Regions from separate parts of the Homo sapiens genome. Here region 1 is linked to region 2. A link is an interaction called in ENCODE POLR2A ChIA-PET data of the cell type or tissue named here. Cell type or tissue: OCI-LY7. All regions are shown on one strand. Each heading gives the region's core, and the rest is flanking DNA. Links, peaks and the distances in the headings are about the cores only.

Region 1 (5,753 bases), core at 488-5,487, 130 kb after region 2:
CCAAAGTGCTGAAATTACAGGTGTGAGGCACCATGCCCAGCCGTTTTTTTTTTTTTTTTTTTTGAGATGGAGTCTCACTCTGTCGCCCAGGCTGGAATGCAGTGGTGCAATCTTGACTCACTGCAGTCTCCGCCTCCCAGGTTCAAGCAATTCTCCTGCCTCAGTCTCCCAAGTAACTGGGATAACAGGCATGTGCCACCACACCCAGCTAGTTTTTTTTTTTTTGTTGTTTTTTTTTTTTTTTTGAGACGGAGTCTCGCTCTGTCGCCCAGGCTGGAGTGCAGTGGCGGGATCTCGGCTCACTGCAAGCTCCGCCTCCCGGGTTCACGCCATTCTCCTGCCTCAGCCTCCCAAGTAGCTGGGACTACAGGCGCCCGCCACTACGCCCGGCTAATTTTTTGTATTTTTAGTAGAGACAGGGTTTCACCGTTTTAGCCGGGATGGTCTCGATCTCCTGACCTCGTGATCCGCCCGCCTCGGCCTCCCAAAGTGCTGGGATTACAGGTGTGAGCCACCGTGCCGGGCCATGGATTTCTAAATTCATGAAAGCTTTCAGGGCTACTCAGCCAGTCCATGACTTGATGATTTAACCGAAGATTTTTTTTTGACTTTATAATTGCGCCAAAGTGGTACACACTCGGAATGCTCTTCAGTTTTCAAAGAGAAGTATCCTATGATATCAAATGAAGTATCAAATGAACTTCTGACTTATGAGATCATTAATTTACAACAGGTTTATCTGGACGTAACCCCACCATACGGTGAGGAGCATCTGTATATGGATTTTAAATTAATTAATTTTTTATTTTTTGGATACAAGGTTTCACTCTGTCACCCAGGCTAGAGTGCAGTGGTGCCATCATGGTTCACTGTGGTCTTGACATCCTTGGTTCAAGCAATCCTCCCACCTGAGCCTCCTGAGCAGCTAGGGCTACAGGTGTGCACAATCACACCTAATTTTTATATTTTTTGTAGAGATGGAGATCCCTATGTTGCCCAGGCTGGTCTTGAACTTCAGGGCTCAAGCATTCCTTCCTCCCACCTTGGCCTCCCAAAGTGCTGGGATTATGGGCATGATCCACTGCGCCCAGACTATATGTGGTATTTTTATTTTTATTTTGTTAGAGTCTCACTCTGTCGCCCAGGGTTGAGTACAGTGGCACGATCGTGGTTCCCTGCAGCTTCAACCTTCTGGGCTCAGGTGATCCTCCCACTTCGGCCTCCCAAGTAGCTGGGACTACAGGTGTGGGCCGCCACACCCGGCTAATTTTTGTATTTTTTTGTAGAGAAGGGGTTTCACTATGTTGCCCAGGCTAGTCTCAGACTCCTGAGATCACGCCATCCACCTGCCTCAGCCTTCCAAAGTGCTGGGATTACAGATGTGAGCCACCATGCTTGGCCATATTTTTAAATGTGGTGTGCATTTGCACATTTCCAGTTCAAAATAGCTTCTCCCAAGGCTCCATATTTCTGACTCTAGGCTCAATCCATAAAAGATCAAACAATATAATTATATGCCTGGCTTCAGGTAAAGAGGGCCACCAACACAGTAGTATAGTTATCCTTAAAGTGTAAAGAATGTACAAAATTTAGGTTCTATATAATGAAGAGTCCTTCAGTATGGAGCAAAATTGAGATATTAAATGAAATTATTTCAGAATTTAGTCATAGGCAGAACCCTCCTCCTCTCAGTCAACTGTTCAGTTTCCCAACTTCATGGCATTATATAATCTCTGAGCCATCTGCCAGTAAGATCCCCAGCCTGGGCAGCTTCAACCTCAGACAGGGGTAATCCCAGCTTCACTTCTGGCACCTTTATTTTAAGCCCCTCTCATCTTGTTTATGTTCACATATAACTGCTCTCTAGTTTTGCCTAATGTACGATATTCCCCTCCTTTTATAAAAGGCCTTAACATATATATGTATATACATAAAGTAGATATATACTTCTAAAGACTCACAAGGGCATCTGAAATAGTGATTGCTTGTTCTCCCCTAGTGATTTAATAGATTCCCTTGAGTAAGTATGTATGTATGTATGTATGTATGTATGTATGTATGTATGTATTTATTTATTTGAGACAGAGTCTCACTCTGTCGCCCAGGCTGGAGTGCAGTGGCATGATCTCGGCTCACTGCAACCTCCTCCTCCTAGGTTCAAGTGATTCTCCTGCCTCAGCCTCCCGAGTAGGTGGGACTAAAGGCGTATGCCACATGCCCGGCTAATTTTTGTATTTTTAGTAGAGAGAGGGTTTCACCATGTTGGCCAGACTGGTCTCGAACTCCTGACCTTAGGTGATCCGCCCGCCTCAGCCTCCCAAAGTGCTGGGATTGCAGGCGTGAGCCACTGTGCCCAACCCGAGATATTATTTAAATCTTCACCTGTAATAATTTCTTTTAATAGCATTTCCTCATTGTTAAATGAGAAAAGAATATATAATTTCTTAAATTTTCTCAACTTAAGCCTCTTTCAAAGTTGGTGACCATCTATTCACCCAAAAGTATACAGATGATTCCCAACTTAACACGGTTCGAACTGGGATTTTTCAACTTTACAAGGGTGCAAAGGTGATACACATTCAGAATGCTCTACTTCAAATACACATACAACCATTCTGTTTTTCATTTTTAGTACAGTATTCAATATTCAACACTCTGTCATAAAGTAGAATTTGTGTCGGATGACTTTGCCCAACTGCAGGCTAATGTGTGTTCTGACCATGTTTATGATAGGCTATGCTAAGCTATAATGTTCCATAAGTCAGGCATATTAAATGCATTTTAGACTTATGATATTTTCAATTTATGATGGATTTATGAGGAGCATCTGCACTGACAAAGATTTAGCAGCAACATTATGCATAAAATACAACTGTTATGACTTTCTTAAAACAAAAGATCAAATATAAATTATGACAATAATTTTCTCAAGATCAGATACTTACACATCAGCCAAAACTATCCTTGTCCGTGTCACATTCTCTATGGTGAATTTGGTTTTTCCTCCTTTGCCAGCGATTCTTCCTATTGCCCTGGATAGATGGTCTCCCTTTAGGGGTTTAACTAAACAAGAAAAGCAAGATCTCAGGAGGCAAGCCATTCTAGTGTACCACCCATTCCACATAAAGTTTAATCATAAACTAAATTTCTCTAAAGGACACAAAGTGTATATATATATATATAAGTTGCTAAAAATACAGCTCAATTGATGCTATTAGAAAACTGAGAGTCACATCACAATACAAAGTCAGCGACACAAGAGCGCAGACCAACACACACTCACCATCTGTAATTTCAAAAGACTCTAGGAAGAGGTCATCCAACCTGATGAGGGCAAGTGCATCCTATAATATAAAAACAAACACCGTGAAGCCCCTTCCATTTGCACACCTGAAAAAGAGTAAAGTGCAAAGCACTATGGAACTAAAATCCACAAACTCTAGAGCTAGAAAGCTTTTTTTTTTCCCTTGGAGACAGAGTCTTACGCTGTCGCCCAGGCTGGAGTGCAGTGGCGTGATCTTGGCTCACTGCAATCTCTGCTTCCCTGGTTCAAGTGATTCTCCCACCTCAGCCTCCCAAGTAGCTGGGACTGCAGGCATGCACTACCACACCCAGCTAATTTTTTTGTATTTTTAGTAGAGATGGAGAGTATCGCCATGTTGGCCAGGATTATTTTGAACTCCTGGCCTCAAGTGATCCACCTGCCTCAGCCTCCCAGAGTGCTGAGATTACAGGTGTGAGCCACTGTGCCTGGCCTTTTTTTTTTTTAATGCCTAATCCATTGAAATGTTCACATTGAATATTTTTAAAGTCCCCATTTTAGATATCATGGAATTACTCACCTCCACCTGAAAGCCGAGAATAAAAGCTTTCACAAAATCAGCTGCTTTTGTCAGAGCACTAACATCCTTGGTTTCTTTACAAGTCTGTTAAAAAACAAAAAAGGGTACAAAATACCGTTGAGAATCAAACAGAAAATGTCCTAACAAAATACTGGAAATGTCCTTTCCCATTATTGGAGAATTTCCTTCACCACCACCTTTCCCTAATATATTCTGTATGACACAGGTTCTGGTCAGATAAGTGCTGTACTTTATTTGCAAAACAAAACGTTCCCAGCTCCAAAGCTTGGCTGTTCCACCCAAAGAGTGTCAAATAACTAACCGCACTATATGATCAGATTTTGGGGTTAACAGCAAGACTCCTCTGGCACAACCCAATCTCTCCCATTCTGAAGAACCTCTACCTTCTGTCCATCCCTTCAATGCCCAATGTCCTCTTCTCTTCTCTCTCAAGGCAGTCTTCCCTGGGATTCCTGACTTAATCTTCTTAGTTATCATTTATATGCTGATGTTTCTTAAACCAACAGCTCCAGGCCTAACTACCTGCATGCACTGATTGGGGAAATAAAGAATGAATGAAGCACTGAACCTGTCCTCAAAGTTTATTTGAGAAATGCAGAAATAACTGTTATTCATAAAAAGCCTACCACTGTAAATAACACGTACTATAAATAACATGCTTTACACACCATAACTCTAACCTTCACAACAACTTTGAATGTTAAGTGATATGACTACCTTCGTATGTGAGGAAACTAAAGTACTAAAAAGCAAAAAAGGTAAGATTTAAACACAGGTCTGATTTCAAAACTGTTATTTCCACTGTCCCATGCACATTCACAGTCTAGTTGAAGAGACCACGTATTCAACAAATGTAAAACCATATGGGCTTGTGCAATGGGAGAGTCCCCAGAGCTTTCCCATTTAAAACTAGACCCTAGTTCCAATCCTATATGTGACCTTAGACAAGTCCCATAGATACTTTAGGTCTTGAGTTTTCTCATCAGTAAAATGAGGAGGTCAGAGTAGAAGATCCTGAGTGTTCCCTACTAGTATAATAGAAAATTTCCCTTATTAGACTGATGACTGTGGCCAAGTTTCCTCACATCTTTAAGATGGGAATATCCTGAAGACTAAATGATGTAGAGCATGGTGTAATACCACTGTGTGTCTGGTATATGGCAGCATCAACAAATGTTAGTGGAATCCAAAGTGATTATCCTGCAATAAATAGGACAATAAAGCACATGAAAAGTTTAGGCACTGAAGATATGACTGAAAAATGGACATACCATAACAGAGAAAGAACTTGAGCTAGACCCGGAAAGATACTGGAACTGAAGTATAAAGAGAAAGGAGTAGGGAGGAGCGGACCTCTTTCAAAGGCCAAAGCCACCAAAAAGTATGGACATAAACAAACTTTATGATCCGTGAGAGACAAACTTGTGACTGAGTCTCCTACTTGAAAAGCAAGTTAAGTCCAAAACTTTTTCCTTTAGAAATGTTGAAGATGCTCACGCCTGTAATCCCAGCACTTTGGGAGGCAGAGGCGGGTAGATCATGAGGTCAGGAGATCAAGACCATCCTGGCTAACACGGTGAAACCCTGTCTCTACTAAAAAATACAAAAAATTAGCCGGGCGTGGTGGTGGGTGCCTGTAGTCCCAGCTACTCAGGAGGCTGAGGCAGGAGAATGGCATGAATCCAGGAGGCGGAGCTTGCAGTGAGCCGAGATTGCGACACTGCACTCCAGCCTGGGCAACGGAGCAAGACTCTATCTCAAAAAAAAAAAAAAAAAAAAAATTTTTTTTTGTTTTTTGAAGATGCCAGGATGTCATAAAAGCATTGTGATCTGGGAAACTTAATCTGGCACTGGCAGATGGATGAGTGGAGAAAGGAGAGACGTCAAACA
Region 2 (5,753 bases), core at 296-5,295:
TCTCCTTTGTTACTGAGAATTCTTAGATTGAGACTTTTGAAAATTTTTTTAGACATAAGCCTTACGTTTTTCTTGTCTGGTTGTAATCAGCTTGGTGGGCTTTTTATTTTTATAACCAACTTTTATTTCAAAAAATAAAAATCTCAGTGTTGTTTCTCTGTTACCTAGCATGATTTTAAGCTGCTTCCTTCAAAATATTAGCTGGCATTTGAAAAGTATTATAAAATATTTTTAGTATAAAGTTTATATTTCAGTGTATATTTTATTACAAAATATTTTTATAATTTGGAATTAAAATGTTAATTGAATTGTAAAATTCAGTTGCACTTAAAGTGTGCAATGCCTTGTGCTGGTCAAAAATAATACTAAATCCTCTTTAAAAGTCTTGGTAAATTATAAAATGAGATTTTGATTTATACATACCACCACTAACCTATTGTGAACAAAGTCATAATTTCATTAGAATGTACATATTTTTAATAGAATTTATAAAATCCCTTAGGCTTGCAGGCTGTATATATTATTGTAAGATGATAAATCCATTTCACCATTTAAAAAATTTCTGATTTTAAAAGTAACATTTATTGTAGAAAAAATCTGAGTAAGGATAGAAAAATTCAATTTCTTTACTTAGAAGGTAATATTTTTCATTTTTTCTATACATCTTATTTTACATATTTGAGCTCATAATGTATATAAACCATTCCAATTCATCTTCCTTTAAACATTGTTCTAAGCATTTCCTTGAATCATCGACAACCCTAAATTCCTAATTGCTCTGTAAGTTTATCATATGGATATGCCACCATTTTCATATTTTCCTAATGTTGGATGCTTAGATTGTTTCTGGCACTCAGAAATTGTCACTAAGTTGTTAGAGGAATAGTATCTCTTTAAAAGTTTATATTTCTTTAATTACTAATTACATTTGAATATTTTTGCAGGTGTTAGTCATTTTTTCCTTTTTTTTTTTTTTTTTTTTTTTTTTTTTTTTGAGACAGTGTCTTGCCCTGTTGCCCAGGCTAAAATGCAGTGGCAAGATCTCAGCTCACTGCAACCTCTGCCTCCTGAGCTCAAGCGATCCTTTCACCTCAGCCTCCTGAGTATCTGGGACTACAGACACACACTCCCATGCCCAGCTAATGTTTTTAATTTTTTGTAGTGACAGGGTTTCACCATGTTGTCTAAGCTGGTCTTAAACTTCTGGGTTCAAGTGGTACTACTATGTTGGCCTCCCAAAGTGCTGGCATTACAGGCATGAGCCACTGCGCCCAGCCTATGGTTTTTGCTTTGTTTTGTTTTGTTTTTAATGAACCATTCCAATTTTTTATTCCAATGTTCCTCGTAGTACTTACTAATAATGCATATGGTCCTTTATATTAAGGATAATGACTATTTGGTAATACTTTTGGGAAATACAGTTTTGGTTTAATTTTTTTTCTGGTAAAGTAATCGTTAAATTTTGAAAATACAAATAAGAATATAGAAGAAAATCTGCTAGGTGCAGTGGTTCATGCCTGTAATCCCAGCGCTTTGAGAGGCCGAGGCTGGTGGATCACTTGAGGTCAGGAGTTCAAGACCAGCCTGGGCAACATGGTTAAACCGCGTCTCTGCTAAAAAATATAGAAGTTGGGCCGGGTGTGGTGGCTCACGCCAGCACTTTGGGAGGCCGAGGTGGGTGGATCACGAGGTCAGGAGTTCAAGACCAGACTGGCCAACATGGTGAAACCCCGTCTCTACTAAAAATACAAAAAAAATTAGCCAGGCGTAGTGGCACACACCTGTAATCCCAGCTACTCAGGAGGCTGAGGCAGGAGAATTGCTTGAACCCGGGCAGCAGAGGTTGCAGTGAGCCGAGATCGTGCTGCTGCACTCCAACCTTGGGCGACAGAGCTAGACTCCATCTCAAAAATATAATAAAAATTAAAAAAAGAACATAGGAGAAAATAAAACAGTCCATCAGGATTTCTAACATTAAATACACACACACACACACATACACATATATACACATACATTTTTTTTTTGAGACAGGGTCTTTATTGCCCAGGCTGGAATGCAGTAGCATGATTATAGCTCACTGCAGCCTCAAACTCCTGGGCTCAAGCAATCCTCCTATCTCAGTCTCACAGTGTGTGCCACCACACCCAGCTAATTTTCAAACATTTTTTGTAGAGGCAGGGTCTCACTATGTTGCCCAGGCTAGTCTCAAACTCCTGGTCTCAAGCGATCCTCTCATCTTGGCCTTCCAAAGTGCTGGAATTACAGGTGTGAGCTGCTGCACCTAGCCAAGTTTAATTTTAACTGAATTAATACTTCATGTTCTTCATGGTATTCTGCTTAGTTCATGTAACAATATAAAATAAAAACTGTATTAAATACTTTACATTTAAAAATATTACATGGTATTCCATTATATAGATATGCCACAAATAGTGCCTTAAAGATGGACCTTTAGTGTTGCATTGTTTACTACTCTAAACTTTGTGATGTTCTTAAGATAAATTATAAATGGAATTGCTGGGCCTGAATGTACTCACACCTTTAACTTCATGCAAATGATCCTTCCAAAAGGCTAATTCAATTCCCATTAGCAGCATTTAGAATACCTGTTTTCTTATAGCTCACTAAAAATGGATATTTCTATTTTTCTTAACTTTGAGGTATAGTTTACATGTAATAAATGGACTCATCTTAAGCATACAGTTCAATTAGTTTTGACCAACATATATGTACAGCCATGTAACCACCATCCCAATCAAGATACAGAATGCTTCCATCACCCCTAAAAAGTTCCCTCTTGCACATTTGCATCAGTTCCCCTTCTCACCCTAGGCTCTAGATAACCACAGATGTTTCCTGTCAGTGTAGGTTACATTCTGTCACTATATAGATGGATTCATACAGCATGTACTTTGGGGGCCTAGATTATTTTGCTTAGCATGTCTTTGAGATCCATCCCTGTTGCTGCTTGAATCAGCATGTCTTCCTTTATTGTTCAGCAAAAGGCCATTTTATAAATATACCAAAACTTGCTTATCAACATGTGAATAAACATTTGGGTCAATTCCAACCTGGGGCTATTGTGAATAAAGCTGCTGTATGCTTATATAGGTCTTTAAGCCATGACTCTCTAAAAAGAGGTAATCCACTTTCATACCTGGGAGGTCTGTGGACTCTAGGTATATCATCCACTATTTCAAATCAAGCAAATTTCCCAGAGGAAAGCCTAGATCTTGTTTTGGGATCAAATTAGCAGGATGAGGCAATGGTGCAAGATATAATTTTGAGAGCATCTTGGAAAGCTATCTGGAAAGCACCTGATCACCCTCCTCCTGTATCAGCAAGAAGCATAAGACTCCTAATGCTCACTGCCTTCCTCTGTCCACGTCTTCTGGCTCCAGACAAGTCTAAGAGTCCTGCCAAGTCAGTCCCTGTCCCCTCCCATGACAGGGGAGGGTCAGAGGAGAAAATAACGACAGGCATCATGCAGTTTAATGCCAGATCCCCTAAATAGCTCCAGAAGGCAGTAGCAGGGTCAGGCTACCCCACAGGCCACTTGAGCATCTGCCCAGTGGCCTCCAGGGTATTCCAGGTACTCTTCTCAGCTGCAAGAGAAATGTGTACTTTATACCTCAGGAGAGTTCTGTGCAGTGATTTACAGGGCCTACCTTCTGGAAGTAGAATGCTAACTTCTTAAGAGCAACAATCCTGCCTTATACGAATTTTTATACATGCAAGGTACATAGCAGATACTCAAATATGGTTCTGGGTAATGTATAATCTAAGCCCAAGATGTAGGCATGGACTCCTGACTTATAAGTATTCAATGTTTAATAGTTAAAATATGGCCTTTAACACTTCCAATGAAATATTTTCAGTTATCACTTTGAAATATTTTTCTTTGGAATTGAAACTAATGATGGAAATTTTATGTAGATGTATTGTAGACAGGTTGTTTTGTACCATTGTATTTTGAGAAAAGCCAGTAAACTTTATTCCTTCTCTTCCCTTCGCCATTCCCCTTCTGTAGCAGGGACCATTTGGGGGATGAACATGGGGGTTTGTTTTAGAGACAGAATCTTGCTTTGTTGTTCAGGCTATTCTGGAACCCCTGGCTTCAAGCTAGCATCCTGCCTCAGCCTGGGATTACAGGGGTGAACCACTGCACCTGGCCAGCAGGGGCCATTTTAGAGTAAGCTTTAAAATTCTAAGTTTTCAAAAAATTAAACTTGAAAAACAAGATAAACTTTGCAGTTATTTTTATTAAAAGCAATATGATAGCGAGTGGCACGTTTGCAATGGGAATCAGATTTTATAGAGAAGAATGGTTTACAGACAGCTTTTTAGGAAAATATCTCCCATCATAAAGGAGGGAGCTAGACCACTAAAGGAAAGCCTTCCGAGCCTTGCAGACCAAGAGAATCTGGACTGGGTCTGCTTGATTATCCAGGAGCTACATCACTAATGTTAGCTCTCATCTATTGCTCGTGGCAGAATGAGGTTTTTTATCAGGCATGTTTCTCTTCCCTCAGTTCACAGACATTGGGACCTTCGAGACAGTGTGGCAAGTCAAGTTCTACAATTACCACAAGCGGGATCACTGCCAGTGGGGAAGCCCCTTCTCTGTCATTGAGTATGAATGCAAGCCCAACGAGACACGCAGTCTGATGTGGGTGAACAAGGAGTCCTTCCTCTGAAAGTGGCTCTTTCTGATGCTACTGGACAATCTTTTCAGAAATCTACTTTTAGATAAACCAGCGCAGGCCTTAAACAAGGCATGCCACACCATTGCTGTTCCCCATCTGGTACTAATGACCTACTAGCCCTGGTTATTTTGAAAGTGTAATTCCCCTCTGACACAATATCCCTCACATACAAGATGGTGATGTACCACTCCCGAGAATATTCCCATCTGTATTTTGTGCTGATGTTCCTGCATCCAGTTGTTCTCGGTCATACTTTTGACCACTTGTGACTGGAGTTCAGTGGCCCTGGCAGGCTTGTCCTGCTCTTGACCATTCCACTGACTAACTTTGGTGTTTTGTTTCCAAGTTAAGTGATTCCTCCTTTTTTTTGTTCAATGTTAAATTTAAAAATAACAATGTGTATGGGTCCTCCCATGTGTAATATGGTAACATGTAACTTGCAGTGTTTGCCAGCTTTCAAAGCAGGCTTTGTGAAAATGTAATACAAACAGCAGTGAATGGGACTCAAATGTTGTGCTTCCTATAAACAGCTCCGCTCTTTCAGGGAAGGATGGTAACAAACTAGAAGGACAAATATGTACGTATTTATAACGTATTAAAACTCTTTTAAGTAGCTTAAGGTATTGTGCAATGGCCTAGCCTAGTAGAAATGGGGGAAAAGCATTGCTGTGGACCATTGTTAAAGTGACAGGAGTTGTAGGGTTACCCCTTTGACAAGCTTCCATAGTCTTCAGACACGCACATTGATGGCATCCCTACAGTCTTCTTCACTTGAACTTTGTAAAACTGCATATGGACCTGTAATCAACTTTTGATATTTCTTAATAAAGGCGTTGAAAATCATGCCCTGACTTGCATTCTTAATTTGGGCAATAATTATCTAGCAGGTGAATCCCTGCTCTAGGCCAGCTTCACTCAGGCCTGTATGCTACAGGATGACGGGGATGTATCCGGAGTAGAATTAGCACACCTATTCATGAATCAAGCCTGACCTTTTAGCAGGATTGCTCCAGCCAAGTTTAACAGGGCTAGCACAGGCCCAGG

What was found. Peaks named below come from ENCODE experiments on the same cell type or tissue, not always from the same donor. Only the 100,000 strongest peaks of a DNase experiment are listed, where the experiment ranks them.
Region 1: POLR2A ChIA-PET joins it to region 2 with 5 read pairs; 11 of 35 experiments call an interaction of 5 or more read pairs at or near these places.

The regions. Positions count from the first base shown.
Region 1 is chr2:68,159,856-68,165,608 of GRCh38, reverse strand. PNO1 (partner of NOB1 homolog) reads right to left here. Exons shown (of 7, transcript NM_020143.4): 3 at 3,843-3,926; 4 at 3,284-3,344; 5 at 2,946-3,063. Among named protein-coding and RNA genes, the nearest start is that of PNO1, 4.8 kb to the right of the region's middle. In OCI-LY7, for the core only: no CTCF peak of the experiment used is centred there; no DNase peak of the experiment used is centred there.
Region 2 is chr2:68,292,809-68,298,561 of GRCh38, reverse strand. CNRIP1 (cannabinoid receptor interacting protein 1) reads left to right here. Exons shown (of 3, transcript NM_015463.3): 3 at 4,536-5,552. The coding sequence ends at 4,700. All of the region lies in intron 1 of PPP3R1-AS1 (PPP3R1 and CNRIP1 antisense RNA 1), which reads right to left. Among named protein-coding and RNA genes, the nearest start is that of CNRIP1, 24 kb to the left of the region's middle. RefSeq lists a silencer at 2,848-2,947. In OCI-LY7, for the core only: a CTCF peak has its summit at 4,153 (motif pointing right); a DNase peak (open chromatin) is centred at 2,851.